Regions from separate parts of the Homo sapiens genome. Here region 1 is linked to region 2. A link is an interaction called in ENCODE POLR2A ChIA-PET data of the cell type or tissue named here. Cell type or tissue: A673. All regions are shown on one strand. Links, peaks and the distances in the headings refer to the core of each region. The heading gives the core; the rest is flanking DNA. Region 1 overlaps SNTG2 (syntrophin gamma 2). Region 2 overlaps SNTG2 (syntrophin gamma 2).

Evidence for each region. ChIA-PET counts read pairs that join two places held together with the same protein. Peaks named below come from ENCODE experiments on the same cell type or tissue, not always from the same donor. Only the 100,000 strongest peaks of a DNase experiment are listed, where the experiment ranks them.
Region 1: POLR2A ChIA-PET joins it to region 2 with 8 read pairs; 2 of 35 experiments call an interaction of 5 or more read pairs at or near these places.

What each region holds. Positions count from the first base shown.
Region 1 is chr2:972,582-977,968 of GRCh38, reverse strand. All of the region lies in intron 1 of SNTG2 (syntrophin gamma 2), which reads right to left. Among named protein-coding and RNA genes, the nearest start is that of SNTG2-AS1, 24 kb to the right of the region's middle. In A673, for the core only: no CTCF peak of the experiment used is centred there; a DNase peak (open chromatin) is centred at 3,268.
Region 2 is chr2:1,056,907-1,062,293 of GRCh38, reverse strand. The region is part of intron 1 of SNTG2 (syntrophin gamma 2); the gene reads right to left. Among named protein-coding and RNA genes, the nearest start is that of SNTG2-AS1, 110 kb to the right of the region's middle. In A673, for the core only: no CTCF peak of the experiment used is centred there; no DNase peak of the experiment used is centred there.

The sequences.
Region 1 (5,387 bases), core at 289-5,288, 84 kb after region 2:
GTTACAGATAATGACAGCGATCTTACATGAGGTCTTCCAAGAAGGCCATTCTCAGAAACCAGTGAGCTGAGATGAAAGAGATGAGATCAGTTACTTGAAGAGGAGTAGGTGGCACGAGGCGGGAAGGCTCTGCCATCCTCAGAAAACAGAGCGGAGATTGTGGAGGGCGGAAATGAGGTTATGGAAGAACCACATGGCCGTGACGTTGGCAACGCAGGCAGGTCCTGATCTCGGTAAGGTCTAGTTAAGGTGAGGCACAGTGAGGCTCTGATCCCATCCTAGAAGCAATGAGTAGCTGTCGATGAGTTTAAACCACCAAGGGGATGAGACCTGACTTACGACTCACAGGCAAGATGGACCATTGAGCGACAGAGATGGCAAAGGTTCCCAAGTGGGAGGGAAGCTGTCGGTTATTTTATTAACTAGTGCAAGTGCAGGATACGGTGCCTTAAAACAGGGTGGAGGCAGCGGGTCAGGGGAAGGTGAGGCAGAGGACTGGGTGGTGAAGAAGGAGCTTAAGAGATAATGGGGAATCAGTTAAATCCAGCGAACTTTCCCACAGCAGACTCAAAGCAGGCCGTGGGCACAGGGGCCTCCTGCCACCATTCACGCTGCTCCCTGGACCACCTTCACAGACATTACCAGGCAGGCACCTTTACTAACATGTTTGAAAATCTTCTAACGCAGGGCAAATAAGCCATAACAAGAAAAGTACAATGGTTTCTTACATAATATTGCACATAAAATAAAACTAGGACAATCCGTTGTCTCTGGATTATATATACTTACAGCGTGTACTGCCTGTCAGTGATAGGAACAGGCTCTCCCACAACTGCTCTTTTCTTCAGAGAAGAACCTGCGGCTTCCTGGATCACCTACATTAACAGTGAATGGTGGCAGGAGGAAGCTAGGAAGGCCGTGCAGAGAGCAGGCATATACGATGGTGTCTGCCAGGTGGGGCTGCCACCTCCAATCCTTGAGAAATCCCACAAGACCCTTGGCCTTACCCACCAGCAGACCAGCAGCCTGGTGCTCCCCATGGCCTCCACTCGCCTTGGCTGAGGCTGCCTCTGGAGAGCTGCTGGGTAAACTGAGCAAATCTGGAAGATGGGGGAGGGGGTGTGGCAGGAGTGGAAGCAGTAAGGCAGGGAGGGAGACGGATGGGGGTTCTTGAGTGGGGGTTGCACAGACCTGCTCATCTGCTCAGAAGAGGAGCTCAGAGGGGCAGAGGACAGGGCTGGGGAGTGGACAGCAGGTGCCACCAGGATTGTAAATGTGTAGGGATGACATTACTGAACAACACTCATCACTGATGTGTTCCGAAATGGGTGATAGAAGATGCGCTATTTTAGCTTTAAGCAAACCTTGAAGAGCACCAGAGCCCCCGTGCACACCGGAGCACTGTCATGCTTCTGCTCTCAGGCAAAACTCGGAGAAGAGCTCAGGCTGATAAAGGAGGAAAGAAGAAACAAGGACAGGGAGGTGGGGACGGAGCAGGGGAAGCAAGAACAATCGCTGGCTTCCACATTTACTAACAAGGCCTTGGACTCCACCTCTCAATCATTCCAAAGACAATGTACACATAGAGAACCACTCAAGCTCATCACAACATCGATATGTCACAGCGTGCTGGCTCGTGTTTCTCTTCCTCCCCAGCTTCAAACCTTCACAACTCAAAATACCACTCAAACACAAATGTTATTTCATGATAAAATTTTACAGAATTGATAGAACTTTCCACTTCAAAAGATCCATAATTTTTCTATTTACCTTGAATATGAATTGCTTCTAATTATTCTGTTGATAAGCACACCACAAACTCCAGATTCATCGCCTTGTATCCTTCAAATACATTTCATCCAACTCTTCAAATGCATTCTAAGCCACAGGTTTCTCTTCTCTGAAGAAAAGAGCAGTTGTGGGAGACCCTGTTCCTATCACTGGCAGGCACTATGCGCCATAATTATACGTAACCAAGAGACAACAGACTGTCCTGATGTTGTCTTATGTGCAATATTATCTAAGAAGCCATTGTACTTTTCTTGTTTTGGCTTATTTGTCCAGTATCAGAAGATTTTCATAACACATTAATAAAGGTTACTGTCTGGTAAAGTAACATCTTGAAAGAGATCTTGGGGAATAAACACAGTAATAATAGCTATATGGACATATATCAATAGCTTTTGTTATCAACACATTTATTTAAAAAGTTACATAGCTAAACTCACAATTTACTAAATACATTCAGGATGAACACACAATTAATTCCAGTCTTCAATTATGCTTAGATTTTTTTGTTTAAAACACAGTAGGTATTTTTTGTCAAACATTAAGCTGTATGTGGTGTAGGCGGATGGGTGGGTAGGTATGTAGAGGGTTCTGTTTTGGGTTTGTATTTTCTTGGCTTATTCCTTAATTAATCTTTAGAGCTTATTATATAGTAGATGTCAATGTACTCAATACTCCTTGCCCCAGAGACTTTCTCCTGCAAATCTCCTAAGAGTCACAGGGGAACTGTTGCTGTTTGCTCATGGATGTGAGTGGGTCCAAGTGTGTGGTGTGGTTTGCTCACAAGTGTGAGTGCAAGCACGTGTTGTTTGCTCACAGGTGTGAGTCCAAGCATGTGGTGTTTGCTCATGGGTGTAAGTGCAAATGTATAGTGTTTGCTCACAGGTGTGAGTCCAAGCGTGTGGTGTTTGCTCATGGGTGTGAGTGCAAGCATGTGGTGTTTGCTCACAGGTGTGAGTCCAAGCGTGTGGTGTTTGCTCAGGGGTGTGAGTGCAAGCACATGGTGTTTGCTTCCAAGTGTGAGTGGAAGGGTGTGGTGTTATTGCTCACGGGTGTTAGTGCAAGTGTGTGGTGTGGTTTGTTCATGGGTGTGAGTGGGTGCAAGCGCATGTTGTTTGCTCCTGGGTGTGAGTGAGTGCAAGTGTGTGTGTGATATCCATGTGTATGTTTCACCTTCTTCATGCACTCTCTGTTTCAAATGACCTAATGTGCAGAATTAATAAAATACAAGGGCAGAAAATTAGGATAGATGAGATTTTATTTTTTGTTTAGTTTGGGGTATATATGTAGAATACATAAAGCCATGAGAAGGCATAGTGTCTACCCTAACCACAGAGAATGTCAGAGAGTGTAAAAGCACAAATTAACTTGAACCCACCAGAACTATGGCTTCAAGGCAACAAAGTGAACTACATTCCAGAGAGTAAAAAGTCCCTCTGAATGGAGACAGGATTGAAAGACTTCACGATTGGCAGAGCTCCAGAGTAGGAAATGCTGCCAAAAAACAAGCTGGGAGGAAGCCAGCAACATTTTAGAAACTTCAGCTGATAAGACACCTTTGAAAACCTAGAGCTTCATGAATGATTCAGAAAATCTCCCTCCCTCACCAGCAGCCTCGACAGGTCCAGCAAAGACTGAGGCAGGGAGGACACCCAAGGAAACCAGTGTCCAGCTCCTGCATGCAGGGGTCACTTATGCACTGATGCCCTAACGCTCACCCCAGGGTCAAACTGACAGGGCTGCCTGGAAAAGAGGCAGGATCAGGAAAACCAAGCAGTGCCTTACCACGGCCAGGTAACGGGTGCAGCTTCCTGTGGGGGAACACTCGTGGGGAGGCCCTGTCCTTCTGCCCCCAGGCTTGGGGTCCTGCTACACCATGTGGAGCATGAACATGGGGCAAAGCTCTCCAGCGCCATGGCTCATGAGCCCACAGAAGGAGCAGCCCACCTCGGAGGATGTGAGGCTTGTGGTCTCTGAAGGTGACTTCTAAGGGGATGACAACAACGAAGATCAACCACCCAGCTCAACTCAACACTCTCGGTAACATCCGGCCAAAGAAGAGGCCACCACTTCCTTCTTTCTTAGTTTTATAAGCTAAAAAAACCAAAAATAACCATAAATAAATAAATCCATTTTCAGGAAATGAAGCCATCACAGAGACAGGCCCAGGGATAACACTGGTCCTGAGATACCAGACAGAAATTTCAAAATGACTGAGATTTGGATGTTCAAGTGTGTAAGAGACGAGTTTAATGAAACACATGGACAGATGGAAAATCTGAGCAAAAAAAGCTGAAAACCTAGACATTTAAAAGACAAAACTAAATGAATGAAAGCAATACAGAGCATCAGCATGAATCCCTTCCATGGGGCTTGCTAGACAACTGGACACAGCGGAGGAAAGAATAAAGACACCTGAGGACAAATCAAAATAAGGTATAAAAACTGAAACACAACAAAAATGAAAAAGGAAGAACAGAAAGAACATATCAGAGCTGTGGGAAAATCAGAAACTCAGTAACAGGCAGTTACAGTTCTAGAAAGAGAGGAGAAAAAGAAAAAGGCAGAGGCATGTTCAAAGAGTTAATAATAAAGAGTTCCAAAATTAGTAAAAAACAACTATATCCAAGTAAAAAAAAATATATATATATACATGTATATACACACACACCCCCAAGAAGCCCAGAGAATCCCAAACAGGTTAATACGCCCGTCCCTCAATGGCAAAAACTCAACAAAACAAAACAAAACCTCAACCTTACACTCAACTCCAGAAAGCCAAAGGTAAAGAAAACTCCCTGAAAGTAGTTGAAACAAAAAACACTGAAAAAACTTTCAATCCAGAAATCCATACTCAGCAAAAATAACTTTCATAAAATGTAGGGAAATTTACCTAAATATGCCTTCAGAACAACAAAAGCTGAGAGAATTCACTGGCAACAGATCAGCATCACAAGAAATGCTAAAGGATGTTCTCCAGGAAGAACTGTGATGTCAGACAGAAATACGGATTAAATAAAGGGATAAAGGACAGTATATCAAAAAGAGGATTGTTTTTAATTTGCTATAAGAATTACTGATCATTGAAATCAAACAAAGAATGTACTAGAGTTTCCTAAAAACATGGAAGCAAAACATATGCTAACTAGAGCAAAATATGAGAGGTAAGAAATATATGTAAATGTTACAAGACACTAAAATGGTATACTGTCACATAGTAGTAGATACTTGTATTAGTCTGTTCTCAAATTGCTATAAATACCTGAGACTGAGTAATTTATAAAGAAAAGAGGTTTAATTGGCTCACAGTTCTGCAGGCTGTACAGGAAGCATAGTGGCTTCTGCTTCTGGGGAGGCCTCAGGGAGCTTCCAATCATGGTGGAAGACAAAGTGGGAGCAAGAGGTCATATATGGTGGGAGCAAGAGTAAAGGGGTGGGGTTGCTACACACTGTTACACAACCAGATCTCATGAGAACTCACTCACTATCAGGAGGACAGTACCAAGGGGATGGTGCCAAACCATCCATGAGAAATCCACACCCACGATCCAATCACTTCCCACCAGGCTCCACCTCCAATATTATGATGATGATCCGAC
Region 2 (5,387 bases), core at 280-5,279:
ACAACAACAAAAGTATATCCTTGGTGCACGGCTGAGAGTGGGCTTGATCATGTTCAAATTTAGGAGACAATGACAAACGTGGCCATCAGAGTTACTGTAGAGCCATTTATATTCCTACCAGCAACTTATATAATTCCAGTGAGTGCACACTCCCTCTAATTAAGCTTTTTATTTTCAGTCAAATGGTGTGAAAATCCTTCATTGTAGCATTTGTGTTTCTCTCCTCTATTACACTCATGTTTGTTATTAACATATTACTTCTGTGAAAGGCCTCTTATGTCTAATTCCATTTTTCTGATGTATAATTTGCATTTTTATTGTGATACATATTTCTTTGTTATAGATTTATAGTATATATTCATTTTTTCTTTAGTAATTGTTTTATTTATCTCTGCTCTTAAATACTACCAAGTAATATCCAAGAATAATGGAATATTTTTATATTGCTCCATTCCAAAGACGAAGTTCAGAAACCTGATCATTGACACCTGACAAGAACTGTGAGGGTTTTAAGATTTTACCTAAGTTCAAGCTAACACGTTATCCAGCAACAGCGCATGGATGCTGGCAGAAGACATGAGATGCCTGGCTTGGAGACAAAGGACTAAAGGACTTCGTTACTCAGAGACGAGCAGGACACAGAGCACCCACAATTTCCTTTATGATTTCTTGAGCCTGCTATCCCATGAAGCACCAAGAGGGCCAGATGATTGACAGCTGTATACCTGGTGGGTTGCATTACAGAAGAGAAACTCTGAACGTAGGAAACTTTGAAACTTTAACAACGTTCAATAAGCATGCCTGCCCTTTTATCAGAGGCAAAACACTTCCTCAACCTCGGAAAGCTGTTTGCTGCACAAACATCCTTGAAAAGGTTGTCTGGAACAAAGGCAATCAGCACTTCTGCACACAAGTTGTGCAGAAATGTGACCCCATTGATCATGATCTCACAATACCTTTCTATTATCTAATACACATATTCCATTTTTGTTAATTGCCTTAAAAATGTTTATCATCATTCTTTCCACCCCAGCGTCCAACCCAGGATCACACGGCTTTGTGCTGTCACATCTCTTTAACCTGTTCACCTTTTGTCATTCTTTCCACTCCAGCGTCCAACCCAGGATCACGCGGCTCTATGCTGTCATGTCTCTTACCTTTTCACCCTTTGTTTACCTTTCTTGATCTTGACTCTTTTTTTTTGGAAACATGGGTCAGTTATTTTGTGGAATGTTCCTCAGCTGAAGTTTGTGTGATTGTGTGAGGGTCACAAGTTTACATTTCTATCACTGTTGTCCTTCTCATTTGTGGTGTTAATTTTGATCACTTGGTTAAGTTGTGGACCCGCAAGTTTCTCCACCCTAATGTTACCATTTTTTCCTTTGTAATTTATACATAATTCAGGGGAGGACCCATTGGGACTGTGAACATATCCTGCTCCTGGTCTGACTTCACCCACTGGTTTTAAATCCATTGATAGCTTTTATTATAACTTCAGCATTTGTTTTCAATTTGTTAGTTGGCATCTAACTACAAGTACAGCTTTTTCTTCTTTTCCATTTATTTATTCACTTATTTCAGTATAAACTCACTATTTCATTCAAATAGTTATAATTTAGTATCATTCTTAGGTTCATATTTGAATTATTCGAGGCTTGGCCCATGGGACACTTTCAGGCTGACCTTTCTGCCCTTTACACCTGTCACTCTTCCAGATGAACCTTATACTTAACACAATGCTGGAGCCAGACTGTCCTCAGGGGCCCTGGTTCCCTTTTGTGAAGAAGAAGGGCATTTAGAATCCAAAGCCGGGAGCTGGGGTTCTCATGCTAGAGGGTGTCTTTGGTTCCAGGACTGCTCAGTGCTCCACGGTAGGACACTTCTATCTCTGTATCTATGCACTTCTCTCTCTCCAAACACACACACAGTACACACATACACACGTGTATTAATACCTACATATCCATTAGATAGGTATCAATATTAAACAACTGAGTTCACACTGGTATCGTTATTTCATTTCTTGAAAGTGAACCTTTGGTTTCCTCTGTGTAATTTTCAGTTTGTAACTTTTTACTTCCTTTAATTTAAATGTTTTATTTTAGTGTAATTACATTTATCAAACCTTTCATTTATCCCTAAAGTCTTTTAGTCTTGGTGTTAAACATCTTTCCTACACTAAGGCCTGCAGGTAAGAGTACATTCCAGTTTGTATTATTTTTTTGATATGATGTAAGGTAGGGATAAAATGTAATCCTACTTCATGTGGCTAACCATTCTTTCCATCTCTTTATATAAAATATTTTATTTCCACAGTGATCTGCCATGCCACTTTTCTTATATATCTCCTATTTCTGAGCTCTATATTTGATTCTACTGAACTTTTGTACCCCTGATCCAATATAACTCTGTCTTAGTTTATATAGATTTATGGTATGTTGTAGTAATTAAATGGAAAAATCTACCTTCCCAGTACTTTTTCAGATATGTCTCAGTTTGTTTTGGATCTTTAAGCTTTAATGTATTCTAGATTGTTTTTTAAAATGGTCTCTAAGTAAAGATTAAATTTTAAGAACTTTTGTCTAAGATTATTCATGTTATGCCCTCTGAGTTATGAGGGTTGAGGGAGTTTTATATTTCCATTGTCAAGGTTTTCCTTATACTTCAAAATTCCACAAAAGAGAAATTTATAAAATAAAAAAACGTATTTAGATGAAATAGTAAAGATTACAAATTACGTATCCAAAAGATTAAAGTTCCAAAAAATGTTCAAATCCAATTGTGACTCCAAGTTTCCATTAGAATCTCAGAACACACTTGTATTTATAAAACCTGTGGAATCCTTCTAGTAAACTTCACATTGTAGAAGCTTCATCATCTTCCAAATGTTTACACAGATATCTTGACTGATTATTATTATTTTTTTTTTTTTGCCCTTTTGCAGCTGAAAACTCAGTCCAGGAGGAGAAGGACCTGTGATATTTGGCTTTCCCAGGAAACTCCTACATTCCTTCTCAAGATCAAATCTAAAAACAGGTTTGTAGAATATTCACTCCAGCTCTAAGAGATGGCAGAAGGTGCCAGGAGTCCATTGCCAGGAACACACTTTCCTCAGTCTCGTAAATGAAACTGCACAGATGGCAAAGCTAAGCAAAGGGCACTGCAAGACAGTGGGCAATGCAGTTCAAAGACGAAGGTGAAAGATGTATTTGCTTTCCTGTTTTTCTACTGAAGCAGCAACTGGGACAAGGAAGGAAATGCTGCCCAAAAGTGAGCCCAGCTAGAAGACAAATGGCAACATTTGAAGACGGAGCCCAGGGGTGGTCCCATGGCTGCCATCCTGCTCTCCCTCCTGGGGAGACAGTTGTGCAGCAGCCCATCTCAGAGAGGGCACTGGACCAGTGACAGCAATGAGAGCCTTCAAGGAGGGCTCTGGCACAGGGAAGCTCAGTTCATCTGACTTTCATTAGGGGCCACAGGCTTGTGTGGCACAAACAGGTGCCATTAGTTAGGTACAACCAGATGTTTTTGATGGTGCTTGAGATGAACCATGAGCCTCTACAAAGACAGGCTGGTCACTTCTGATGAAAACTCCACCCTCTAGCCAAGGATGATGCTACTCCCATGCAGGTCCCCAATGTGGGGGACACTGGAAATAGCAACCAGGGTTCACCTTCTGCTCAACCAAACTTTAATCAGACAAAAGCAGACAGCAGCAGCTGAGGAGACACTAGGATTTTTGCATCTATGCAGTAACAGGTATTGTGGAATTATATGGAAAGCAATCTATTTGTCCATAATCCAATACAGAGCAAATTAAAATACTGCCAATAAACCCACTAAAACAAACATTATGTAAGATGAAAACAGGGAGAATTTCAAAGAAACAATGTCACATAATTTCCAGTGTCCTTTATTCATTTAACACTACTGGTGTGTTGTTTGCTTTTTTAAAAAAAAATCCAATGCCTACTCTGCCTGTACTTTTACCACATGCTGTGGACACAAAGGTCAGAGACAAGACAGAGACACTACCCTCATTGAGAAGACATACATCTCCATTCATTATCTTTTTTTTTCAAAAAACTGTACTCTAAATTTACGTGTTGGTAGAAAAATACTAATTTTTGACACACAATCATATCTCTTAGTCAGCAACAACTGATGAACAAGGAAGATAAGAGCAGAAAAGAATGCAGATACAAATATAAGTTATTTATATTAATTCAAATATAATTTTTTAAAGCTTTTTATTTTTTGTCTTTTTGAGATAGTGTCTCCCTCTGTCACCCAAGCTGGAGTGCAGTGGCGCCATCTCAGCTCACTGCAGCCTCAACCCCTGGGGCTTAAACAATTCTCCTGAGTAGCTGGGACTACAGGTGTGCGCCACCATGCCACCTAATTTTTTTTAAATCTTTTGTAGAGATGGGGTCTCACCATGTTGTCCAGCTGGAAGATTTTTTTGAAATGCAACTTTATACTAATTGTTTAAATATAGAAAGATCCTGTGCACATTTAGAGGCATTTATATTTTGCCACTTGTGATGGTTAATAGTGAGTGTCAACTTGATTGGACTGAAGGATGCAAAGTACTGATCCTGGGTGTGTCTGTGAGGGTGTTGCCAAAGGAGACTAACATTTGAGTCAGTGGACTGGGAAAAACAGACCCACCCTTAATTTCAGTGGGCACCATCTAATCAGGGCCAGTGCAGCCAAAATATAAAGTAGACAGAAAAACATAAAGAGGCTAGAATGGCTTAGCATCTTTCTCCCGCACTGGATGCTTCCTGCCCTCGCACATCGGACTCCAGCTTTGGGACTCGAACTGGCTTCCTTGCTCCTCAGCTTGCAGACGGACTATGTTCACACTTGTGAACGTGTGAGTTACTACTACTTAATATGCTCCCCTTTACATGCATGTGTCTATCCTATTAATTCTGTCCCTCTGGAGAACCCTGACTAATACACCAACTCTCCTTTCAGGCATACAGAAGAGAATCAGGAATATGAAATACAGCCAGAATAGAGATAAAAATGAAGTTGATGAGGTATAATTACAGAAAGCACAGTGCAAATATTAACACAGTCTTTTATGAATAGTGCCATGTTAGTCCTTAGAATAAATACATTACAGTTGTAATTCACAGCTTCTAGCAGAAATAGGCCAGCTGCTTGCAGGACAGGCCTGGCCCCAGCTCCCAAGCTCAGAAAGCCCCGTCCAACCCTGCACTCACAGGTCCTGGAGGAAGCGGCATGCATCGTTCCCCGCAGCACAGCGCTGCGCCGCCCTCTCCTCCCTCCCCACGGGGTGGCCCCGCGCTCTCCCTCCCTCCCTCCCCACAGCGGGGCGCCGCGCTCTCCCTCCCTCCCTCCCCACAGCACAGCGC